Regions from separate parts of the Homo sapiens genome. Here region 2 is linked to region 1. A link is an interaction called in ENCODE POLR2A ChIA-PET data of the cell type or tissue named here. Cell type or tissue: Panc1. All regions are shown on one strand. Links, peaks and the distances in the headings refer to the core of each region. The heading gives the core; the rest is flanking DNA. Region 1 holds the start of LOC105371658 (a long non-coding RNA gene). Region 2 overlaps BRINP3 (BMP/retinoic acid inducible neural specific 3).

What was found. Peaks named below come from ENCODE experiments on the same cell type or tissue, not always from the same donor. Only the 100,000 strongest peaks of a DNase experiment are listed, where the experiment ranks them.
Region 2: POLR2A ChIA-PET joins it to region 1 with 10 read pairs; 2 of 35 experiments call an interaction of 5 or more read pairs at or near these places.

Annotation. Positions count from the first base shown.
Region 1 is chr1:190,337,796-190,350,499 of GRCh38, reverse strand. All of the region lies in intron 2 of BRINP3 (BMP/retinoic acid inducible neural specific 3), which reads left to right. LOC105371658 (a long non-coding RNA gene) reads right to left here and starts at 8,059. Exons shown (of 3, transcript XR_001738344.2): 1 at 7,968-8,059; 2 at 7,745-7,803. In Panc1, for the core only: no CTCF peak of the experiment used is centred there; no DNase peak of the experiment used is centred there.
Region 2 is chr1:190,437,761-190,450,464 of GRCh38, reverse strand. The region is part of intron 2 of BRINP3 (BMP/retinoic acid inducible neural specific 3); the gene reads left to right. Among named protein-coding and RNA genes, the nearest start is that of BRINP3, 34 kb to the left of the region's middle. RefSeq lists a silencer at 6,599-6,799. In Panc1, for the core only: no CTCF peak of the experiment used is centred there; no DNase peak of the experiment used is centred there.

The DNA.
Region 1 (12,704 bases), core at 2,755-10,754:
TTTTAGTATTTGGTGTCCATTTTTAAGGTCTTCTTATTTTCTATTGTGTAACTGGAGCTCTGGCTGGAATAATATTATTCCAAGCATCAAAATGAAGAATGTTGAGAGAAGAAAATGAGCATTGCCAGTAGTTTGTACTTTTTAGGAACTTTTCTGGGAATCTAAGTCATCAGCATTTACCTCCTCTGGTGACTGTTAGCTGAGAAATATGCTGTTTTTCTGGACCTGTTACCTCCAGAACATAGCTGTGGATCTACATTTAAGGAGATTTGTAGAGCGATGAATGAAATTCATGTTATTTCATCTGTTTGTCTGCTTTAGCCTTGTGTTTCAATGATCCTATAAGCTCTAATGCTTAATGAACACAATCCTTTTGACCAAGGGCGTGGTTTTGTTTGTACCTCCTTGCCATTTTATCTGGAAGCCTCCTGGTTTTCTAGTCAAATGCTAATGTTAATTCTGGCCTCTGACTTTTCCTTGTATTCTCCTTTTATTCCTAAAAGACTATTTGACTGCACCCTAACACTACTCTATATCACAGCAGAACAAGTGCTGTACTAAAAAAGCATTTTCTCGTCCACACACAAGGAGATACTAATTCTGGCTTTCATAATTATCATACTAAATTTTAAAATGATAATTTCAAATTAGGCATATCTAATGGTAAGCACTTTCTTCCTCTATTATCCCTTTATGAAGGCTGGAATATATACATTTTTCTTTATTTGCTTTCCAAAACATGAAATCCTTACTTTTCATATTTTAGAATGTCCATAAAATGTTGTATGAAGAAATGGTGTCACATGCTTCTGTAGGTTATGTGAAGAATGCAAAGTGTTAATTCAAAACTGGCTGTAGAAGCCTATTTAGAACTGTGCTGTTATAAATTCTAATAACAATGATCCTACTACATTCTAAGAAAAAGACATTAGCTTCTATATGCCTACAATCTCCAATAGCCTTTGATCTTTCCTAAATGACTAATAGAAAGCACATTGTCAACCCAGGCAGAAACAGATTTATATCCTTAATTTTAACTTTTTTAGAACTCTATCATATGGGTTTGGATTCATTCACCTCAAGATACTTCAAAAAATTAACATTTTAAATTAATACCTCCTGTTTCTCCTTCTTCACTTCCCTACTGACTCACTCTCCACTCTTAACCTTGCCTACTATCTCTGTAAACTATTGGAAAATAATAAATTTAAAGTTGGTGAAATTTAGTGGCTCATGAAAATAAAAATAGAGAAATCCAATTTTGGTGTGTTCTTTAAAAATTGAGGAATTTGAATCAGCCCCAAACTAAGCTCTAGACTAAGGCAGCTGTCATTTTCTGGTGTCAGTTGTCCCTCACATGCCAGATATACCCGAGCTTAGTAGAACTGCTTATGCTGTTTAATTTATGATCCCATGCACTGGCCGATCAACATACCATCTCATCAAAGTATTATGCTTCCATAAGCTCAGCTACTACGTTTTATGAACTCAATGTATAAGTTCCTCATAATTTCTTTAATGTGCCTCAACAAATTATAAGAGTAAACAAAAATAAAGATAATCTGGTATTTATTGAAGAACAAGTTGCGTTGTGTTATAAAATAGGTGCCTGTTTTCATCTACTGTGGGCAGTGAATTTTACACTGGATTAAATCAAGGTTGATCCTAAGTAGCTGTGTTAAATAAGGTTAATGTGAACTCTGAAGAAGTGTGTCTGCTATACCTGAATAAATACAAATTGCCTACTCTGGGTATGTGAAGGCAAAAACTAAACATGCACCTACAATTTAATAGTACACCTGTGCAGTGCAAGTCAAAATAGTAGACTCTTTGGAAGATGTAAAAGTGCTTAATATATTTCCAGGGTCATTTAGATCATGAAAATATGGAGCCATAGTGAGACATTGTTAACAGAGCAATGATTTGTGCATAAATTAGAATTCTTTATACAACCATTCAGATATATCAGGATAATTTTAGACATATAAGCACAGACAGAAACAAACTGAATTTAAGAAGTTGTGAGGCTTTTATTTATTTCGTGTAAAGGATCTGACCACAGACCTGAATTATTTGGAGGTGACTGGCTTTCTCTTCAGATTTGTTAGTTACTAGTAGAACATTTTGACACTAATCAAATAGCACTTATTGGTTGAATTCACACAGAGAGAGCACTCCACTCAATTTGCAGAGTTCAAAGCAAATGGCCCAAACATTTATAAAGTCTTCAGGCCAAAAAGGACTAAGGCAATAATATCTCAGATAAAAATCTTTTATTTTATTTTACTTTCTAAATTTTAGGTCCATGGGGAGTCATTTCTTTCCTCTCTGAATGTACTCTTTCTGAACAGCTACTTCTGTTTTATCTGTTGAACAAAAGCTTCTCTTCCCTATTAGAATTTTATCAAAGGCTCTATAAAGGAAAAGTGAAGTGAGTAATACTTTGCATATGCTTCCTAGGTTTAAGTCTGTAGTTTGTTCTACTCCATTTTCTATATTAAAATATTGCTGTTTCAACTTATGCTCCTACTTATGATTGCATTTATATTTTATATAGACAGTCTTCAATGCATAACCTTATTCTTTACTTTGTGATCTAGCTCCTTGGCCACCTACTGTAAAAGATAAAGGGAACATTTTTACATGTTTATGTTAGTTCTTTCATTGATAATTGAAAAGTTCTAAGTAACAGAAAAGAAATAAAGCAAGCTCTATTCCAAGCATCTGGTCATCTTATGGGTCACGAACACAAGACTTCAATGATCCTTATGTTTACTGGAGAAAAAAATAAGAATAAAAATTTATAGCATTAGTGAGTACAATGAGAAATTCACTATATTTTCTGCCAATTTCTGTAAATTGTGAATTTTTGGGAAAATTGGTATTTCTGCATTTATTTTTAAGCAAGTATTTACTGAATGCATATAGACCATGAGGTGAGTTAGGCAGAAAAGATACAAAATCCTGGAGAAACAGATTAGTCCATTAAAGTCTCAATCCTCCTCGGATATAAAATTCCAATTTTGCATAATGTTTGTGAATATTAAGAATTATAGTGTCAGCTGGGCGCGGTGGCTCATGCCTGTAATCCCAGCACTTTGGGAGGCCAAGGTGGGCGGATCATGAGGTCAGGAGATTGAGACCATCCTGGCCAACATGGTGAAACTCCGTCTCTACTAAAATACAAAAAAATTGGCAGGGCGTGGTGGCACGCACCTGAAGTCCCAGCTACTGGGGAGGCTGAGGCAGAGGAATCCCTTGAACCTGGGAGGCAGAGGTTGTAGTGAACCGAAATTGCACCACTACACTCCAGCCTGGCAACAGAGCAAGACTCCGTCTAAAGAAAAAGATAATAATAATAATTATAGTGTCTATAAGCCTTTGATAAATAACATGCACTCAAATGATAGCTATTATTAGGGTAACTGCTACTGACTTTGACTTTGTGTGTGTGTGAGGGGTGTTACTGTGTTTTCCTGCCTTCCATAAGCTATTTTCTTATTACTGGTTGACTGTAAAAATGATTTAATGAATCATATTTATTGAGAGGCTTCTGAGTACTAGTTACTAAGAGAACAACCATAAAAATATAGGACACTTTTTATCCTTAAGGTATTCACTATTTCTTGTGGAAGATATCCAAATGAACAGAAAATAATAAAACTGTGACAAATGCTGTGATATAAGAATATGCAAAATATTTTGGTTAACTAAGAAGATGTAAGTATACTATTCTGGGGCATTTCAGAGATCGCTGTTAGGGAGGATAAAGTCTAAACTGGGTACTCAAGAATGAGGGGCAGTTTGTTGGCAAAAGAAGGGTGAAAAATATAAATGCATATTCTAAGGAAAGGTAGCACTTTGTATTAAAAAATGATCTAGATTAAGTGAGATTAGCTAGATTTCTCAGATTCATTGCAACCACAATTAGGTAGATATTGGCAAGAAATGCACATCCTTTGGCAAGGAATAAGCACAGGAACACTCAAGACCTAAGAGTTTTTTTAAAAACGAAAAAGTGTTTGAGATTCAGAGAAAATAGTACAGAAATACCAAAGATAAAAAGGATACATTATTATTTAAAGAGAAAAAAGTGTAAGAATGTCTTGCATACAACTAACTATATATTAACAAAGCACTTGCCTTCAGTTTAGCAGCCTATTGCCATAGCTTTGAGTGTTCCCATTATTTTCCTATATTAGTTATATTTCACATATAAATAAATCTTCACTTTTTTGATTATATATTTTGGCAATATCCTCTTACCTCTTAGGTAATAAGGCTTTTGCAGTTTTTTGGTATATTTTAAGTGTCTTTAAAATTTGTTTTATGTTTAATCATTTTACTACAGTTGATGGTTATTCTCAGAATATCTGTACTTGCCTTTGCAAACATATTAAAATGACAGACCTGCTAGAAATGCTACATTTTCTTAACCCTTTTATTGTTCTCATGTCTGATGCTCTAAAATGTCACTATTTTCCATTTTATCTAATCTTTCACTTATGCAGGTTGTGACTATTATAATTTATTTAAATATAGACATTTTAAAATTAAACTATTTAAGCTATCTTTATTTTGATCATTTACAGAGAGGATGCATCTTTCTATATTTGGAATCAATTTTAGGACTGAAAGATAATTGGCAATGATTTCCAATGAATGTTCTAAAGAAAGAACATATTTTGTTTAATAGATTGTCTTTCCACTGTTTACTATTTTAAGAAGACAATTAATAAGGAGTTCCACCTATTTTAACAAGTGTTCTTTTTTTTTTTTTTTTTCTGAAGGTAAATGGCTATTTGGTTGTTGATTTCGGTAATTTAATTCTTTCCATGACAGGTTTTTCAAGTTAGGCTAGCTAGTTTTAGCAATAATCTTCTAAATAATTTGACATGCACATTTTGCATAATTTTGTCATGTTTTCCTAATTCTAATATTAACATTTTCTATTTTAATTCATATAACAATATGATGAAATAGATATATATGACTAATATTACTAATAATATTGTATTTCCAAGCAAAAATTGATTAAAAGAATATAAAGAAGGAAGAGAGGAAGCAGAAAGAAATGCTCAGAGAATCTGATTCCAATGTTCTTCCTGATTCCAGGTCTTGGTTTTATTTCGATTCTGAGCTCTAAACTATTGCTTCAATTTCATGGGCAAATTGGAATTTAATTTTTTTTAATTTTAAGTAATCTGGATTTAGATCTTTCAAATCGCCTTTCCAGAGAAAATCTGTGTCTCTTTTCTGGAACGATTATGAACATGCACAACTGGTTATGAATGGTATAGAGACAGTAGACTTATTGAGGTCATTTTCAGACCAATGAGTCTCAATGTTTACAACTTTTACAGTAGATCTGATATTAAAGGTGTGCATACATGAACAAGGACCCTGACTAAACTACTTGGCAGGTTAATGGATTTAATAAAATGTTCTGAAATTTATACCATGACTTTAAAATTTATTAATCATTTGTGACAGTTTTTTTGACAATGTACGTAATGCATATTCAATACAATTATATTAAAGCCAATTATATAGTTCTCACAGTGCTCACTACTTCTGCTTTAAGCGAGTGTTCATCATTCTGTAGTAATAATCTCCTCTGAATGTCTATTCCCTAAGGTCGTTGATGGCATATAGGTTAAAATAATGCTAAATTGTTTAAATATTTGAACTTTATACTCTGACTAGCAATAATTTAATACTGTGTCTACCACTATCATTATTTAGCTAGATTATTTATTATGTTAAACTTTTCAACTACCTCCTAGCTAAGAGATTCAAACATGACTGATTATCAGTGAACACTTGATATTATGCACATTCTTTCCTTTGTGGTCTGATTCTTGTCAGATTTTTCAAGATGAATGGAAGAAGAAACCATGATTATCAGAAAAAGTGTTCTCTAAGAAAGTCATGATGATGACATTAATATTTAGTAATGATTCAGAGCTATACTGAGTAGAAAATTGTGAACTGAAAATAGTAATAGACAATCAAATCTTTGCTACTTATGTTTGCACTGAAAAGTTTTGAGAGGGTACTGTTGTTGATGGCCAATTCAGCAATCATAGTTGAAGTACAGCTCTGTAGCGTCAAACTGCCTAGGCAATAATCAAGTTTAGTACTTTCTAACTATTTGACCTTAGAGAATTTACTCAGCCTCTCTCTATCACTTTACTGAGCTCGAAATTGAAAGTATTGAAGTAACAGACTCAAAGGGGAATGAAATTAATGTATGTTAAACAATTGGCACAGTTCCTAGCATATAAAGGTCTCAAAAAATTTAGTTACTATCTAATGATATTTCAACAAACAGCCTTATTTTTTATATTAGTAATAGAAGAAGATTTTTTTCTACTGAAATTGAAGGACAATATATTTTATCTTGGTGAATAAACATAGTTCGTTTTATCACATATATGTTGTATAGCTCTCCACTGATATTTACTTTTTGTATATTTTTTCATGAGCACTAGGTCTACTCATGATATTGTGTATAATGCTGCTGTCTGCTTTGTCCTTATATTATGAGTACATTATGACAGTAAAATGCTTCAGAAGACAATTTTTTGGCACCATGGACTTAGGAACAAGTCTATAGGAATAAGCTTATGACTATAGATATTTATAAGAAGAAATCTACTTGCTGTTTGATATCTGAGTATGATACAGCCCATTTCATTTTTGAGTAAAAATAATTTTATTATGATTCTTCTGTCCTTATTAGTGTAATTGAAGTACATACAGAGTCGGTTTATTGATTGGTAGAAGACGTACTCTCCCTGGTCTATGTTACCAATTTTCTTTAATCTAACACCTCTAACAAATTAGAGATTAAATATAATAATACTAGTAATGGTTTTTATTATTGTAATGATAATAATAAAAGTAAAAATGATTGTTGAGCATGTACTATATACAAGGCATTCAAATATGCACTTAATTTATATGTCATCCTTCCTTTATAATACCTGTGCAGAATGCTTATTATTTTCCAATTTTACAGTTAAGTAAGCTGAGTTTTGGAAAGGATAACTGACTTTCCCAAGTAGCTCACCATAGTACATAGCAGAATCAAGATTCAAAATCAGGCTAATTTGGTTTTGTTTTCACTTTACTGTGCAAAGTTTCTGCATTTATTCATCTGTAGTCTTAACTTCTCTCTCAAACTCTAGCCTTAAACAGCCACCTTCTTCCAAGTATATCTGCCACAGAATTTTAAATATTTACCTCTTCAAACCTAACTCATTTTATTTTTCTGTCAACTTTTTAATTCACTCTTCCTCCGTTCCCAAAATCTAACCCTGGGTGGTTCTTCCTCATTATACATGCAGCAGTTTCCCTCAGTTTAATAAATCAATAATTGATACATCGCCTGTTCATCTTAACTTCAACCTGTACTTTGATTGATGGTAGATATTTTTCCTAGATACATTTAATGGCTATGCCGCAGTTCTGTTTAAAGAGCCACCATAGTTCTTCGAATCCTACTGAATGAAGTCTACCTCCTTAAACTTGTATTCAAAGCTTTTCATCACTTGATCTTAACACCGTTTTCTGTCTTTGGCCCATAAGAAAATTCTGTATTTATTCTAGGCCACAGCTAAATACAAACATTTATCATTTGAGATATACTTCATATGTTTAAACATCTATATTTATTCATTTTTTTCCTAAAAATGTACATGTAGTTTATATAACTGAGATCAGAAGTATTGTTACTTACAATAATCACATTTATTTCCCTTAGCTCAGCCCTTAGATTGACATCATAAAGGGAGGTGTCTGCAAGAGAATAATCCCAAAATTATGATTCTGGAAGTTTATATAGGCTACATGCTGCCCAGTTGCCAACAGTAGCCCTCATGAGAGAGGAAGAAAAATCTTACATCCCTAATATAAACATCTTACTTGGAAATATATATATATATATATGGGCAAGTGCCTACCTGAAATGAAATATTTGACTCCAGAGAGACATGTTTCAATACTCTTCGTAAAATAGCAAAAGACTCCAGGTTAAACACCAGTAGGATGTAAAAAGCAAATGGGCCTGTGGAAAAACATTCAGAATCTTTATAACCCATCATTTTTTTTTTTTTTTTTGCACAGAAAGCCCTAACCATGAATATGTAAGCAGAATAGTGGCCCCCCAAATGTCAACATTTTAATGCTTGAAAATGTGAATATGCTAGGTTACTTAGTAAACTTGGAGATGGAATTAAGGTTGCTAATTAAAAAATACTATATGATAGCCTCCTTAATGGGGAGACTATTCTGGATTATCCAGGTGACCCAGACATAATCACAGTAATTCTTATAAGTAGAAATGGGAGGCAGAAGACAGAGAACCAGATAAATGCAAGACTGAGAAAAAGACCCATCGCAACCCTGCTGACTTTGAAGTTATAGAAATGGGGTCACATGGCAAGGAATGTGGGGTACTCTAGAAACTGCAAAAAAAAAAACACAGAAATAGGGCCTCCACTATAGTGTCCAGGAAGAACTCAGTCCTGCTGACACTTTTTGATTGTAGCATAGTGACATCCATCAGACTTCTGACTTGCAAAACTTTAACATAATTGTATAATGTTTAAGCCACTAAATTTGTGATAATTTGTTAGGTAGAAACAGGAAACAAATACACTGCAGAAACATGAAAGTGTTAGTATTGCTTCCTGATAATGTCACACACATATATATGTCTGTGTCTGTGTATGTTTTTACATCTGTGTATTTGTCTTTGTGCATGTAATTTTTTTTCAACTATGGAACTTTGATATTTCTGCCTCTTTTTCCCATCTTATAGTCATCTCCAAATAATGTCATCTTGTAAAGCCAGTCAAAAGATAACTCTTTGAAATCTAGAGTAATGGTTTCCTTCTGTAAATATATGTGTGGTCTTTACTCATAGATCACGTTTTTTGTTGTTTTGTTCATTGGAAGTATTATGCTATATGTGCTTACAAAATGGGTGGCATTACTTTTACATTAAAAATAAAATTGCGTTTTGAAGTGCCTTTGTACCAGGGAACACACACTGAAAGAAAAGTACATTTTAAAGCTCTTGTGCAAATAAAACATGATAAATATAGAAGAAATATTAAACATCATATATTATCATGTATAATAAAAGTAGTTAGAGATTTTATACTAACAGAACATGAAAAACATTAAAAGTGATTATTTGTCCTACTACATTTTAATTTGTTTGCTGACATTACTGTAGGTGTGTTCACCATAGATTAGCATTGAAAAAGACAGAGGTGTTTGTTCAACTAACCAATGTGAAGAACAAAAATTACTAACTAGTGGCTGATTGCTTTTCTGTGAAGTGTGATGGTAATGGATCTTCTAAATTCCAGATGACTGGACCACGGATTTCATCTTAAACTACTGGAGCATAGCAGTTATCTCAAGCAGATAATTAGTGCTAGTTTTTCTCTTTGTCCCTAACATGATGAATATAAGTTCTACTCAACAGAGTATAAACTGCACAAGAGCAGAAAATTTTGTCTTTCCTGTTAAATGATACATCTTTAAGCCTTAAAAAGTATTTCTTGGAAAAAAAAAGAATGAGTATCAGACAAATTCATTGCTTATATCTGCTCACATAGAGTATTCTCTACATTAGAATCCAGGTACTCTTGATCCTCTTTTAGAGAATAAGGATTGAGCTGAGGACCAAGTACTTAGCATTGAGAAGTGTGGCTGACATTACATTACACAGATTTTTTTTTTTGACAGGGCCTATGAGATTTTGTTTTCTCATTCATAAGAAAGGTTCTATTCTAGTATGCATGTGGGGAAATAAATTAAGAACTTGTGTGGTGTTACTCATTATAGCCACTGAAGTTCCAGTAAATAGTCTTCTATTTTTCAAATGTGGGTGTCAGGAACACAGACTTGCTTGGTCAATCTGAAATATTAGAAAGATTGGGATAAATTGTTCATAATTCCAGAGATATTAAACTATCTCCTCTTGAGTCCAGGGACCCATAATAAACCCATGGAGAGATAAATCAATCAATAAGAAGGAAGAGTATATACTGAGCTAGACCCAAAAGGAGTGTCATAAAAGATTTTGTACTGCAGCAGAGTCTTCAAAGATTTGATTATGAGATGGAAAATATGAGCTTTCAGATGAGCAGCTCAAATAAAGACTTTTAAGCCTCACCCAGTTTGGCAAATGTCTTTTGGGGAGTGTCCTCCATTTTTCTATTCCTTGATTACTTTTCAAGTCAGTAAAACCACTACCTGTTTGCTGCCAGCAGATAACATAACCCAGAGGTCATTTGAGATTCCTATGATACATTGAATTGAAAGCTTTTCTTATCTAAGGATTTTATTTATCTTTGATTTCCCCACATTGTATAGGCTCAATATATAAAATATGAGTCAGTTTTAAGTGTGGCTATAGAAATAGCTATTTTTTCTTTCCTCTTTTTGATACTCAGTCATAGGTAGTAAGTGTAATCAATCAAATTTCACTAGTGCTGTCATAAGGCACCTGTCTAATAAATTGGACAAATGGACATAGAAGCCTAGTTGAAAATATATGCCTTTTGACAGAAGAATAAATCAACATCTTTTGCAATCTTAAATTACAATTCACAAATAAAATCAGGACAATGTCTATAAAGTATTGATCTACTGTGTGTCTCTGCTAAGTAAAAACTCACTTTTGAAGATAAGATATGAAGAACTCAAAACACACCCATACGATAACAGAAATAAATGCCTAAATGAATTATATTGTTAGAAAAAGGGTTTGGCTTGTTTTAATATTTTTTAAATAGTACGGGAGGCGGTTGGCAGGTGGGCAATACTAGAGGAGCCACATGAATAACATTGTATGAGCCACTCTGAATGAAATCATTGCCCAAGGAATATGTCCATAATTACTTCTGTTTGGACAGAAAAAGATCTCCTCTTCAGGGATTTTAATTTACTGGTTTAACGTAATTTATCTGCCTGACCTTCAATTACATTTAAGCATTAATTTCTGAGAAACCTACTTATTTTCTTCTAGGTCATTAACTCAGTGAACTGAGATGTGATTCTAGTGCAGCTTGTACAGATACTGTAGAAAGATGTGTAAGAGTTCTCAATGTTATCAGGGTTTCTACCAGCCACAAAGGGAAAAATCTGACTTTGTTTTTTTCTAGTCTAGGATTACAATCCTTTTTCAAAGATATTCTTGATTTTAATGAAGCTTTAGAGCTATCTGCAGTGCAGCTACTGCTTTGCAGAGTATCCTGTGAAGCTTTAAGAGCAACAGTGATAAAGTAGATTAACTATTTTTGTGAGGCTTTTGAAAGGCCACTGTCCTAGAGAGGGTAAGGCAAATTAACCTGTGCTGAGCATTCTTTCAATATTATGTGTGTGCTGCCTAGTTTCTGCACTGAAAGCTGAAGAAAAAAGATTGTTTTATTTATTTATTTATTTATTTATTTATTTATTTATTTATTTATTTTGCATTTGCAATCAGCTATACTCTGCCTGTGGGGGAAAAGCAAACTTTCTCATATATACTTGCTTACACCATCACACCTTGTAACTATGCATAAGAAACATTCCCTTTTACTGACAACAAGAATATATTGATAACTATGTTTTTAGTCCTTTGTGAAATGAAGGTCCTATATGATAGTTTTTCTTAATTAAAACTCCTTACCTTTTCTAAGTCTAAAATTACATTATCTTACATTAAAATGTGATCAACTGTCATTATTTCTACAGAGGTCTTGGATAGTATAAGATAGTACAGGTAAGCAAGACACAGCCCACTAGGAAAAAAAAATACTATTACAGCAATTTTATTATAAATTGATAGACAAAAACAGGCATGTGTCTAAAATTTGTTCAGTGTATTTCCGTTTAACATCACTTATGTTTTGATATGCATCATTTGTTTTCTTTCCATATTCTGGTCTACAAACATTTCTTAATAAAATATATGCACATATCATAACTAGTAGCAGTGCCGGTACAAATAAACTATTTTCTCCTCTGGACAATAGGAGTTGAAATGATAAGTAGCCCTTAGATTACCATGTACTTAAAGTTTACCTTTTCAACAATAGAGTCAACTTAGAATATTCAGAAAAAAATAACAAATTTACATTTCTTTCAATATCCAAGACATAAGGTCCTTTATTAAGTAATTCTTAACTCTGTTATAGTGTAAACAAAATGACAAATTACCTCTAGAGCTAGGCTTAGATAGTCTGCTCTATTTAGTTTCCTACTAGCTTTAGATACTACAGCAAAAGAAAAGATGTCATTCGCATTGCATTCTGAGATTTGATTTCTTGAAAGCTTCTTCAATTGCTTAAGTTACTAAAATGTCAAGTTTAGATTTGCAACGTTTTTCCTAGACATCAGATCAAGTTTGTTATCCTTGAATCATTGCAATAGGGAGGGATGTATTATGTAGACTAAATGGAATAACTACACTTCAAGTTTTTAAAGTATAGTTGAAGAAATTAAGTCAACACCAAGCAAAATATCTTTCATATGTGACAGGACCCATTTCACGTATAAAAGTATGACAAGAGGTAGACACTATCATAGTTTAAAAAACACAGAACAACAACAACAACAACAACAATAAAACCCAAGCATGGCCTTAGATAGTATCCAAGTCCATGTCTGTATTAGTCAGGGTTCTCTAGAAGAACAGG
Region 2 (12,704 bases), core at 1,936-9,935, 100 kb before region 1:
AAAATACTGTATAAATTATCAGGAGGGAAAATGAAAACTCATAACAACACAGAAAATTATGGTTAATATGTAACCTTCTGCCAGAATATGAGAGGCATTGAAGTAGTTATAAGCTTCTTAAAAGTTATAAGACTAGCAAAACATATTTTAATACTTCAGATGAGCAAGCCCAAATGCCTCAACAAAGGTGGCACTTACCCTAAATACAGAAGGGAGCTGTGTCATTACCATCAGCTAACTACTCAGAAGCCCAGAGTTGGATCCTAATAGCAACTTCGCAGCTCCCTCTCTACGACAGGATCCTACCTTGAGATGTAGCCACAGAAAAATGATCTCTCTCTCTCACCATGTTTGGAATTGGCACATGGCAAGAATGATGTGGTAGGAAGATATCAAATAAGGATGCCCCATGTAATATTTGAGACACAATTAAACCAAAAAATAAAGAAGCAGAAAATATTTTTCTCTATTTAAATTTTAATTTATTTGTTTGCCATGTATTTTTATTTGCTACATTTGGCAACTCTGGAAGGGAATATACGAGTACTAATATTAATGATTACATATCTATGACAAGGAACAAGGACTTTCAGAATTAAATTACCAACAGGGAGAGGAATAGACTTTAGTGTAATTAATGTTGTTTCCCCTGGACTTTCTTGTTCAGATTGTCAGAGAAATGAATGTCAGAGTAAATTCCGCCTCAGCTATACACTGATAATTAAGCCCAAACCACTACATATCAGTGCAGTCTCCTGCAAACCAAAGAAGGATTTGGAGGCACTGATCAACACATCCTGTTTCAGCAAAATCTACATATTGATAGAGCCCTCTCTATTCCACATAACAAATAAAATAATACAGTAATATATTATACATATTATGTACATATATATATATACATGCTATAATACAACAGTAGCTTTGGACTTGCATTACATGACAGTATGAGGTTAATAGTAGGGAGACCATGCTTTTACTGAAGGGAGAAGGTAACACATTTTTCAAAATAGCTAAACGAAAGAAATAAATATCTTAAAGATTCAGTAGGAGAGATTACCTCTTCATGATCCCTTTCCCTGATATACACATACACAAACAAGCACACATGAATGCCTGGTCTCTTCAATAGATTGTAGGAAATTGTGGTATCTCTAGAAACAGAAGACCATACGGCAAGAAAAAAATAGGGTGAAAATAAAAAGGAGTTTGGAGGGTGTGATAATAGTGCAAATAAAATAAAATGTAGCCACACAAATGTCATTCACACTAAAAATTATCACACAGAGTTTAGTGAAAAATAGTAAATATTGTTTTAAAATTTCAAGGAAATGTTAAAATATAATTCTTGGAAGAGACAGTATTTAACAATAAAGAGAACTATTAAGTTTAAGTGACCCAGGTTTATAAACTCCGATGATATAAATAAATACTTAGAGATCTGAATTTGAGTAAAACCTTAGAAAAATTAAGCAGAGAGTGGAAATTCAAATTTATTAATATTTCCATTTTCAACCAGAAAAATTAAGTTTAAAATATTATTGCCAACCTTAACAACTTGTGAATGTAAAAAGCTTCATGTGTATTTTGAAAATTTCCTGCTACATATAAAGACAAACATATAAAAAGTTTAAAAATAAATGAAAATGATAGAATTATCAAACTTGAAACAAGGTGACCAGAAAAAACAAAAATATAGCAAATGTAATAAGTGTAAATATTTCCAGCTCTAAAAATAATTATCATAATCAGACTTAAAAATTTCTTTGAATGTGCTACTTTTAGCAAAGTTAACTAAGACAAAATTAGACCCAACATAAAAAGTAAAAAGATAATCGATTTTCTTTAATGCCATATATCACTATACAATGAATAGTAAATTATACATAGATCTTCCAGGAGAAATTAAAAAAACATAACTGTCACAAGAAACTTTAATCTGCTATTTTGATTTTTATGGATGAAATAGATCACACACACACACACACACACACACACACAAACCCCAAGTGTAGGGGTGTTAAGAAAAAAGATTATTTAAATATAGAATTTAGTGCAATTGTACTGATATATGGAATTTTGTGCACTAAATATGTAACATACATCTTAAATACGGTCATGCAATGTATACTCAATTTGACTTTATTCTAACCCACAAAGAAAAATTTTAACATAATAAATTAAATATATCCTTATTTTAAAAATTCTCAAAAATCTTAAGAATGCAAATTTAAAACTAGATATTAAGAATACAAATTTAAAGAAATCAATTAAACTGTTTGCTCAGAAAACTGAGAATTCAGTTTTAATAGTACTACATATTGTTTTATTTTCTAAGGATATTCAATACAATAGGAAATTCTTTCATATTCCTTCAAATTTAAGTAAAACAAAACACATAAAAATTTAAAAACATAAAATAGTGCTCTAATTATTTTAGGATGGTCTTACTTTTTTAATATATACAAATGTATACTAAAAAGCCTACAAGTATTCCACCTAAACGTTTGAGGTATCTCTTGTGTAAAGGTTTATAGGTTTTCCCTCTCACTTTTTTGTGATGAGTATGTGTAAATTTTATGATCAGGCAAAATATTAGCTGTTATTAAAAACATTAGGATGAGCTATAATTTATTTGAAAAGTCACTTAAATTATGATATACCAGGGTTATTTAAGCAAAAGTTAAAAATAGAGTTAAAATAATGAAACATACTTTCTCCTTTGAGCCTTAACACTAATTTTTAAAATAATTATAATTAAACATCTTCGTATGTGAAAGACAGACTATAACATACGTCAGAAGTGTTTTGGAATCAAATCTATATGTAGTATATATATATAGAGAGAGAGAGAGAGAGAGCTATAGGGAGAAAGAGAGACTGCAAAACGTGTGTGTGTACGTACATTTATATATATATATTTTATATATATATAGTGCAAAAGTGGTGTTTGTACATATATATCAAACAATATTTAACTTCAATCTCTTTCCCTTTTCCACACTAGAAAAGGGAAAGAGATTGGAATTATTTCTTATTTAAGAAATTAAAAAGAAATTAATACATCTTATTTCTAGTGTATAATAAGCTATTCACAAATATATATATATATATAAGATGTTCAAAAATGTTGGTTAAAAAAATTATACTATATATATATATATACTATTTTACACTATATATATAGGGTAATAGTCTGGTCTATATCTATCTATCAATCCATACTAGAAAAGGAAAAGAGATTGAAATTAAATATTATATTTTCATTATGTAATTAGTGCTTTCATGTTATCTTACTTACTCCTATAAACAGCTGTAATAATTTCCATTTTACATATTCACAAATAAAAACAAGAACATGCTGAACTTTTGTTTGCCCCTCATGTCCCTGAATTTCTCTTTCATGTATATTGCACTAAAATCACCTTCTAACTTAAATTATGAATACATGGAAGACAGAACTTTTTCATCTTTCTGTTTTATTTAATTTTATACACTTTTTCTTTTTATTTCTATCTTTCTATCTGTCTTTAATTTCCTAGAGCAAGCCAGTTGTTCACCCATCAAAGGCACTGGCTTTGCATTTGGATATGCTGGATTTAAAGATCAAGTGCATCCCAATTAAAATATTTCCTCTTGACTATAAGCAAGGAGGCATGTATTCTTTTCTGTCTTTGACAAAAACCAACTGTATTCACTCAGTTTTGTAACTTAATTTCTCAGACCTCAGTCTCCTCATTTGTAAAATTAAGGCTGAACTAGATGTCTGTAGATCCTTTGAGCTATAAAGTTCAATTTTTTGGATATCAAAAGCAAAATGGAAACATCAGAACAAATAGGTTAAAAGCATTAAAACAAAAATGTACTGTGGTTAATTCTTATATCGGCATTTATCTGCAAAAATCACTTACAATTACTTCTTCATAAATAATATCTAAGAATCGCTTATACTTTTATTTGTGTATATTGGAACATAAATTGTGTAATTACTTATCTTTCCCCCACCAATCTAATTTTTTCCTATTTCTTGTATGTTATATTGAAGAAGCTATAGTAAGAAGGAAGCTTTTTACCCTAGTTGGTTGGTTTACTATAAATCACTACACTAACTGTTAACACACTTGGTGCAATGATAAATTAAGAGGAGTATTCTAGGTAGTGATTTTAAATAATCATCAAAACACATTAATAACCAAAATAATTTGAATATATGTGTTCAACAACAATATTGCTATATCTCTAATTTTGAGATTAAACCATATAATACGTTTTAATTTTTGTTATTTAATTATAATTCACAAATGAAATATACAGTTGCCATTGGGAAAATTTCAGCCAGAAATAATATAGAAATATAAATAGTTTAGAAACTATAATCCACTGTCAGAAGAGCCAGTTCTTAATGAGAATTGTGTATAATCGTTACTATAAATTAAAAATATGGCTTTTGTAATAATTAAAACAATTTATAAGTAATAATTTTTAGTTTAATAGTGTATTCATGTTTGTTACTATTATAATGACAAAATAAACAAGATTGCTAGTTAACACAATTATTTACAGAATAGTAAACAACAATTATGATGTTTTGGCATTTAAACAAATACTTTATTTGATTATTTTTCTCTATCTAATCCCATTTTGCCAAGCACTCTAATTCTTCATTTTCATTATCTCTGCGGTCTTCTTCCAAGTGAAATTGCCAGAATTATCAGGCTTGTTCTCTTTTGTTTTCACTCTGCTGGAGCTTTTGAATTGCTAATATGTATTTTTTTAATGGGCACCATCCCAAAAATGTGAAATTGAAAATTAGAGGAAAAAAACTGGGTTTTAGCACTTTGAAGGGTTCCCTGACATTTTTCTTGAGGGTGTGTGTGTGTGTGTGTGTGTGAGTATGTGTTATGCACGTGCGTGTGTGTATGCGTGTGTATACTTAAATCAAATTTAATGAGAAAAAAGTGATTTGCATTATGATGTTTCTCACTAAGTTACAAAAGATTCTAAAATTACATTCATTATGTCCTTTCTGCTTTTATATAAAAATAAAATAGCAATGCTGACAATATTTTTTAATCGAGTTTAAATAAATTAGTCCTAATATTAAGTTATAATATTATCTCTTTCATTTTAATAAGCACTTGTGAATGAAAGTAAAAGATTAGACCCTCATTTTCAAATTGTATTTTAAAGTTAAAGCTGAAATGTGTACTATTTATGGTTTATAATAGATTTTAATTTATCCAATATCCATAATTAGACCAATCTTTATAGAAGTAGCAAGTTTTTTGGTTTTTTGAAATTATGCTGCCTATTTTTTTAATTTCCCCAAAGTAAATTTTTTAACTTCCCCATAATTTTCAATAGGAATTATAATTCCATAATCTGCCTTAGGATATAATAATTTTCCAATAAAATTCAGCCTCTAAAAGAGTCTTACACCAATTAATTGGTAATATTTGTTCATGAACTTGCTTCTCTTACTGACGTGATATGTGATAATATAAAGATGTTAAAACATGTTGGTTGAAAAAAATTACACAAAGGACGTACGTATCTTATTAAATATTCCATTCATTTATTTCTCCAAATTTCCCAGTAAACAAAGGCAATATAAAAAGCCTACTATTTTTGGCCAGGCGCGGTGGCTCACGCCTGTAATCCCAGCACCTTGGGGGGGCCAAGGCAGACAGATCACCAGGTCAGGAATTCGAGACCAGTCTGGCAAATATGGTGAAACCCCGTCTCTGCTACAAATAGATAAATCAGCTGAGCATACTGGTGCGCGCCTGTAAATCCCAGGTACTCAGGAGGCTGAGGCGGGAGAATCGCTTGAACCTGGGAGACAGAGGTTTCAGCGAGCTGAGTTCGAGCCACTGAACTCCAGGCTGGCGACAGAGCAAGACTCTGTCTCAAAAAATAAATAAATAAAAAAATAAATAAAAATAAATAAATAAAAAGCATACTATTTTTATATAAACAAACCTAGGAAATATATTAGTAAGCCATTTTATTTTAAATGTAAAAGCTAATAACTGATTATTGGTATGAAGAAAAGTTCTCTGAAATTTGAGGAAAGAGACTTTATACCAGTGAATGGTTTGTAAACTTGGGAAACAGCCTTTGTACACAAAAGAAGAAAATTGGATTTAAATAAAACACACCCCATTAAAATTCATTCCAGAGAACAAAGGGATTTTTTTTTTTTTTTTTTTTTTTTTTTTTTTTGAGACGGAGTTTTGCTCTTGTTGCCCCGGCAGGAGTGCAATGGCACAATGTCGTCCGGTCACTGCAACCTCCTCCACCTCCTGGGTTCAAACTATTCTCCTGCCTCAGCCTCCCGAGTACCTGGGATTACAGGCATGGGCCACCACCCCCCAGCTAATTTTGTACTTTTAGTAGAGACAGGTTTTCTCAATTTTGGTCAGGCTGGTCTCGAACTCCCAACCTTAGGTAATCTGCCACCCTCAGCCTACCAAAGTGCTGGGATTATAGACGGGAGCCACCTTGCCTGGCTGACTGTTCATGTTTTATAGCAAAGTTCCTGTCCACGTTCCCAATCAGGTCTGTTTATAGAAAGAATGAAGCTTGCTTAATTCAGATTAGTCATTGCAGCTGAGTTCTGATTGTTTGATACAAGTTGGGCCTTGATTGGCCAGGGTAGGTAAGTTCTGATTGGTTGGTTTCCAAGCCCCAAACTAGAAGTCGCTGTCAGATGTTTCCAACTGCTGGTGGTGGGGGATAAACCTCTCAGTTTATCTTGGCAAGGATAACAGACATTGGTTTGGCAAGCCAAATGCGGAAAGGGAGGTCCTGTGATACTTTTACAACATCTTTCTGGGAATGCAGAGTCTGTGACCCACTGCTCCCTCATGCAGGTATGGCTGCCTGGTTCTGTTTCAACTTTGAATACCCCAGTTTGCCAGAGTGTCCATTTTGTTTGCCAGTAGCAGAGATACTTTAAACTAGGGAAAGAGAATGTTTTATACTCTTCAGTTCCTTTTAAAGATTCTCAGAGTTCTTTGAATATTTTCTTTTCTTTTCTTTTCTTTTTTTTTTTTTTGAGACGGAGTCTTGCTCTGTCGCCCAGGCTAGAGTGCCCAGGCACGATCTCGGCTCACTGCAAGCTCCGCCTCCCTGGTTCACGCCATTCTCCTGCCTCAGCCTCCCGAGTAACTGGGATTACAGGCGCCCGCCACAATGCCCGGCTAATTTTTTATATTTTTAGTAGAGACTGAATATTTTCTTTTAGTCAAGATACAGAAGGCTGGACAGGCGCAGTGGCTCACGCCCATAATCCCAGCACTTTGGGAGGCCGAGTGAGGTCAGGAGTTTGATATCATTCTGGCCTATATAGTGAAACCCCATCTCTACTAAAAATACAAAATGTAGACGGGTGCAGTGGCGCACGCCCATAGTCCCAGCTACTTGGGAGGCCGAGGCAGGAGAATCACTTGAACCCGGGAGGCAGAGTTTGCAGCGAGCCGAGATTGTGCCATTGCACTCCAGCCTTGGGCAACAAAAGCGAAACTCCGTCGCCAAAAAAAAAAAAAAAAAAAAAGATACAGAGACTTCCACAATATTTGAAAGTATTTCACTATTTTATTGTTAAGGCACCTATACCTCAAACCCAAAATTACACACACACACACACACACACACACACGCACAGGCATGAAGAAAATACACACAAAGTAACCACACACATTTGAAGAAAATACACACACACACGCACAGGCATGAAGAAAATACACACAAAGTAACCACACACATTTGAAGAAAATACACACACACACGTAATCACACACACACACGTAAGTACCTTACTTGTTTTATTTAAATCCAATTTTCTTAATTTGTCTCGAAAGTATGTTACGTATTTACGTGTGTGTGATTACTTTTTGAGTATTCTCCCTTCATTTACACATAGGTGGAATCTACCTATTCTTTTCTCTTTTGAAATAGTTGAAAAGAGTCAAAGAGAATGGCCTGGGCTTTGCATATCCTTATTGTGATGGACAGTTCCCTGGCTGCTCATTTAAACAGATATTAGTAGCTAACTAATTAAACTACCTCTCTTGTCAGCCAGAAATTAACAAAGGCTTAAAAAATTAGCAAAATCTCTGTTTTGCTGTGGCCTTATTTGCTGACGGTCTTATCTTAAAGACACACACAACTATTTCCCAAAACAGAATAGAAAATTAGATTTAAATAAACATACCTCATTAAAATTCATAAAGTATTTTCTCACGAAATGTAATCTTTCAAAACTTAACCATTATATGAAAGCAAATTTTTAAAATACAACAGTAAGTTTAACACTCATTGGAATACATCTCCATGTTTATCAATTTAAAAAGTAACAGACTATAATCCTTTTTTGCAGTGATCGTTTCAGGATTTAGGGTTTTGTTTTTTTTCCCAAATAAAACAAAAGATTCTAAAGATTGAAAATGACATTAAAATGTATCTACTCAAAGTAATGATCTTTAACTCATGCTTTCTAATTCCCATTTATAGCATAACTGTCAAGTGATCATCTAACCATTCTTTAAATGTTTCAAATTACTGGGAGCAAACCACATTCCAGGGTGTACCTTCTAATCCTATCCCAATTCTATCTCTTCAATGTTTAATCCAATGATAACACTCAGACTTCACATTACTATTCTCTTTTATTGAAGTACTATTAGGGAGAACTAGATTCTCCTACTCTTGAGAGCATTGCATGTGTCCATATCTCATTAAAAATAATAATAAAAACATATTTGACCTATTTGAGAAATCTGTCAATAATTTTCTTTTCTTGAAAATTATACTCAAACATACTGGTTTATTCCAAATATGCACATTTTAAAGGAATAGCTCCTATGTATTCATTTGCATCACTGACAAATATCTTAGCAGAATAATAATAAAAAATATATCCTCAATTAAATAATGAGAAACCTCCAATAATTAGACAAATTTCAACTTTTTGTACAGGTTCAAAGCCCTTTATGGAAATTGCTAAATTCCAAAGCTTTGAAACTGAACCATTTTCTTTTAGCACATTTTGCTTTGAAACCTGTCCTGACTTGGACAGATGTGAGATATAGTTTTTATTTTTGTGTTGAATGCAGATATTCACGTTTTATTGCAAGGATGCTGATGTACTTGATTATATGTTACTGCCTTACATTCCATTGAAAATATTACATAACATACACTGTGTGTTCCTCATTTCCCTCTAAAATATGGAAAACTGAACTCTGAAGCACATTTGACTTCAGGGGCTTCAGATACAGCACTGTGGATCTGTATTAATTTCTAGGTTTTTTTTTTCTAGCTTCTCTATTAGGAGATTATATTTGACCAAGTCAAATGTTGCCATAACATTCAAGTATTTTACAGAATACTGACTGATCTTGTTGCTCTATTAGTTTAGCAGTCCCATCTAAGGAGAAAATAAGTGAATTTCACTATTTGTTTTTTCTTTTAATCTAACTTTTAAAGCCTATAAAAATACAATCTAGGACCCTCCTTTTCTTTTTTGTATATTAGAATTGTATTCTAAAAGATTTCAGTTTTTTATTAGAATTGTTTTCTCATCAGTACTTTGCAAATGTTTACTTAGGTTGTGACTTTGTTGTCCTCATACTTCATTGATAAGTTTTTCAATCTTTTATTTTCCAATTGACTTTTAAGTTAAATCATTTATTTTTGTATTATGTCAGTTTAATCCAGCTCATTTGGACTGGAGAGGCGAAGACAACACATAGTTGGATAGAGTGATAAGTTGACGTTATAGAACTGAGGTTTCATGCTTTTATCGACCATTTACTCTTTGTACAAATGTATAAAATTTTATCAGCCTTCTGTCTTTGAGTCCTCATCTAGTAAATGAAGATGACAGGGAATTCTCTAAGTTTATTTCTCACTATGACATTCCATTATAATTAAGTTTTACTGGTCACCTTTCTGACATAATCTATTTGATAATGTTGATATGTAGGATAACATCACTGTATATAGAAATTAAAAGTTTCTAAATATGCCGTAGAACGGACTGCAGGTTTTATTTCTTTAAGGTCAATACTTAAATTGTTTTGAGTATAGTTTGGTGATTTACATAATTATATTGAATGAACACTGTGGCTTAACATAAAGATATCAAATTTTTCTAATTTCTAAAATTCGTGTGTAATTTTTTTCAAGATAAGTCCTATTTGCTTGTAAAAAGAGAAACGATTTAAATAATGCAAGAGACATGAATAAAACATATCAGATGGTAAAGAAATTTCCATTGTTGGATTTCCTTAGATTATATTTTTAGCAAATCATATGAATGGATTTTCTTTTATTTTACAAAAATTACAAATAGCTGTTTCCTATAATCGAACTTTATACAATCAATGAATACATTTTATACTACATTGTACCTTTCTAAAAATCTGATTTTTGATAACTACTGGAAGAAATACAGTCTGTTATGTTAGCATATCTTATATTAAAGTGGTTATTCAAAGTATTGTTCTGTGAAAACTAATGCACTATGACTAGTTCTTCCCTTTCAGTCAAATCAAAAGAATCAAAATGAGAATTAAAAAAACTTGCCCACGACATGTGAACTTATAGCTTGAGTCCTGTTTTTGCCATTGTATATGAATGCTTTATTATAGGAAATAAAATTTATTATTGACATTATAAGAGGTTAATATAATATTACTTAAAAACTCAAATTTTCTACTTCTATTTCTGGCATCTGTTAAGAATTAGGCTCACATTGCATTCTCTTCCTTGGCACTGTTCACGGTTTCAGCTTTACTGTTTAGGCTTTAGGTTATCTGTCTTCTACTTCTGGCCCCAGTCATGCCCCTTAATTAGATCACCACACAGCTCAACATCTTTCTACCATTAATTCATTCAAACACCCATACACATACACACACACACGTACTCTTACAGACCTTCTTACAAAAATTTGGAATTAGATGCTATTTCTTCTGCCTTGGAGTAAAATTTTGATCTGGTTTTTAAAGACATGACTTATTTGGTTAAATATAAAATAGTCTTATGCCACGCTTTTGTTATTTAACACTTCAAAATTAAAACTGGAGATTCAAACCAAAGTAAGGTACTGAGGTTATATAAAAAAACATTATATTAATTAATTAATATACCCAGTTTCAGTTGAAATACTCTTCATTTTCCCTTTATTCTACTATTCATATGAACATTATGCCTACTTATGAGCAACACTTTTTTCTCTCCTAGGAAGAGTGGAAGATAAGAGTGCAGGGTAAGTTACATTTATTTTTATGTCTGTTGACCTGCATTGTATCAGAGTCAAAAGGGAAGAAACGTACTCACCTACGCCTCTCGCCTTTTGGGTCATCTCCCACATAGACACACAACTCTGAAAATGACATCATTAGACACAATAGATAGAAAGAATAAACTTAAATCAGAAAAGAGCTCTTTAATTTCTACTCTGTCATAGGCAACTGGGGACAAAAATGAAAACAGAGAGGCCTGAAAATACTAGTGGAATATCTTTCTGGGGTCTGAGATTGAATCCTGTGAAAGAGAACAAGTAACTTCCACAATAGAGGTGATATTAACCTATCCTTTACTCTTCCTGTCACAATCTACATTGATAACTGGTAGTGTGTCACTATTATGGCATCTTGAGAGGGAACATTTACTCTTCCTTGGTTAGTGCCTTTCTCCTTATTGTCAAGGGTAACTCTCTGTTCACCTTTGCATTTTTGCTTGACACAGCACATATCTCAAACTAACATGCCATTCACTAATCACCATGGAATTAAATTTAGTGTATATCAAAATTTTCTAAAGGGGGAACCTTTGTGAAAATTATCCAGTGGCTTTAATATTAAGGTGCTTATGTATTTCATATAAAACATCCTCAAAGTCAGCATAAGCTACAAGTCAAGCTTCATGATGGCTTTTTATAGCTACAGTATAAGTTTCCCCAAAGTCAGAGTCAGGAAGTTAATTTTTTTGAAAATGCAATTTTGAAAATTTTGTTAATTGTGTGACCATTATATCATCCTGTTTTACATATATCGAGAGAAGTGATGAGAGATAGAGAGAAAAACTGTTGATAGTGTTATTTTATATCTAAATAAATATAAACCTAAAAATAATATTTGAGATTATCTTGTATAATATTTTAGTTATTTTTATAGTTTTTAATTATAGAAATATTTTAGGTATTTTTATAATTATTGTCAAAGCAGCTAAAGGTTACATTTAATATTGTACAATGATTAAAGAATGATTCTATAGTAACTTTTGGGATGGGAAAATATTTTATCCAATTTCAGTTGAAGTACTCTTCATTTCCTCTTTATTCATTATTCCCTATATGGGAAGATATTTTAGAGATTATTAACTTGGAATCTTTTCATTTTACAGTTTTGATTTTATTGTGAAATCTTGAGGAGTGAAGTTATAATTTTTCAAATTACCTATACATAAATATAACCCACTGATATTTGTTTTAGAATTACTTTTGTAATTATACTATATAAATTATAAGGAAAAATTTGTAACAAAATCCCGTAGAACGTTATCTTTTGAAATATTAACTCCTTAACTCCTCTACAATATATGTTATATTTTACAAGTCTCTTAACATAAAAGTAAATGGATTAATTGCATTTCCATGTATTTTTATTTAACAGTTTTTTTAACAGTATTTA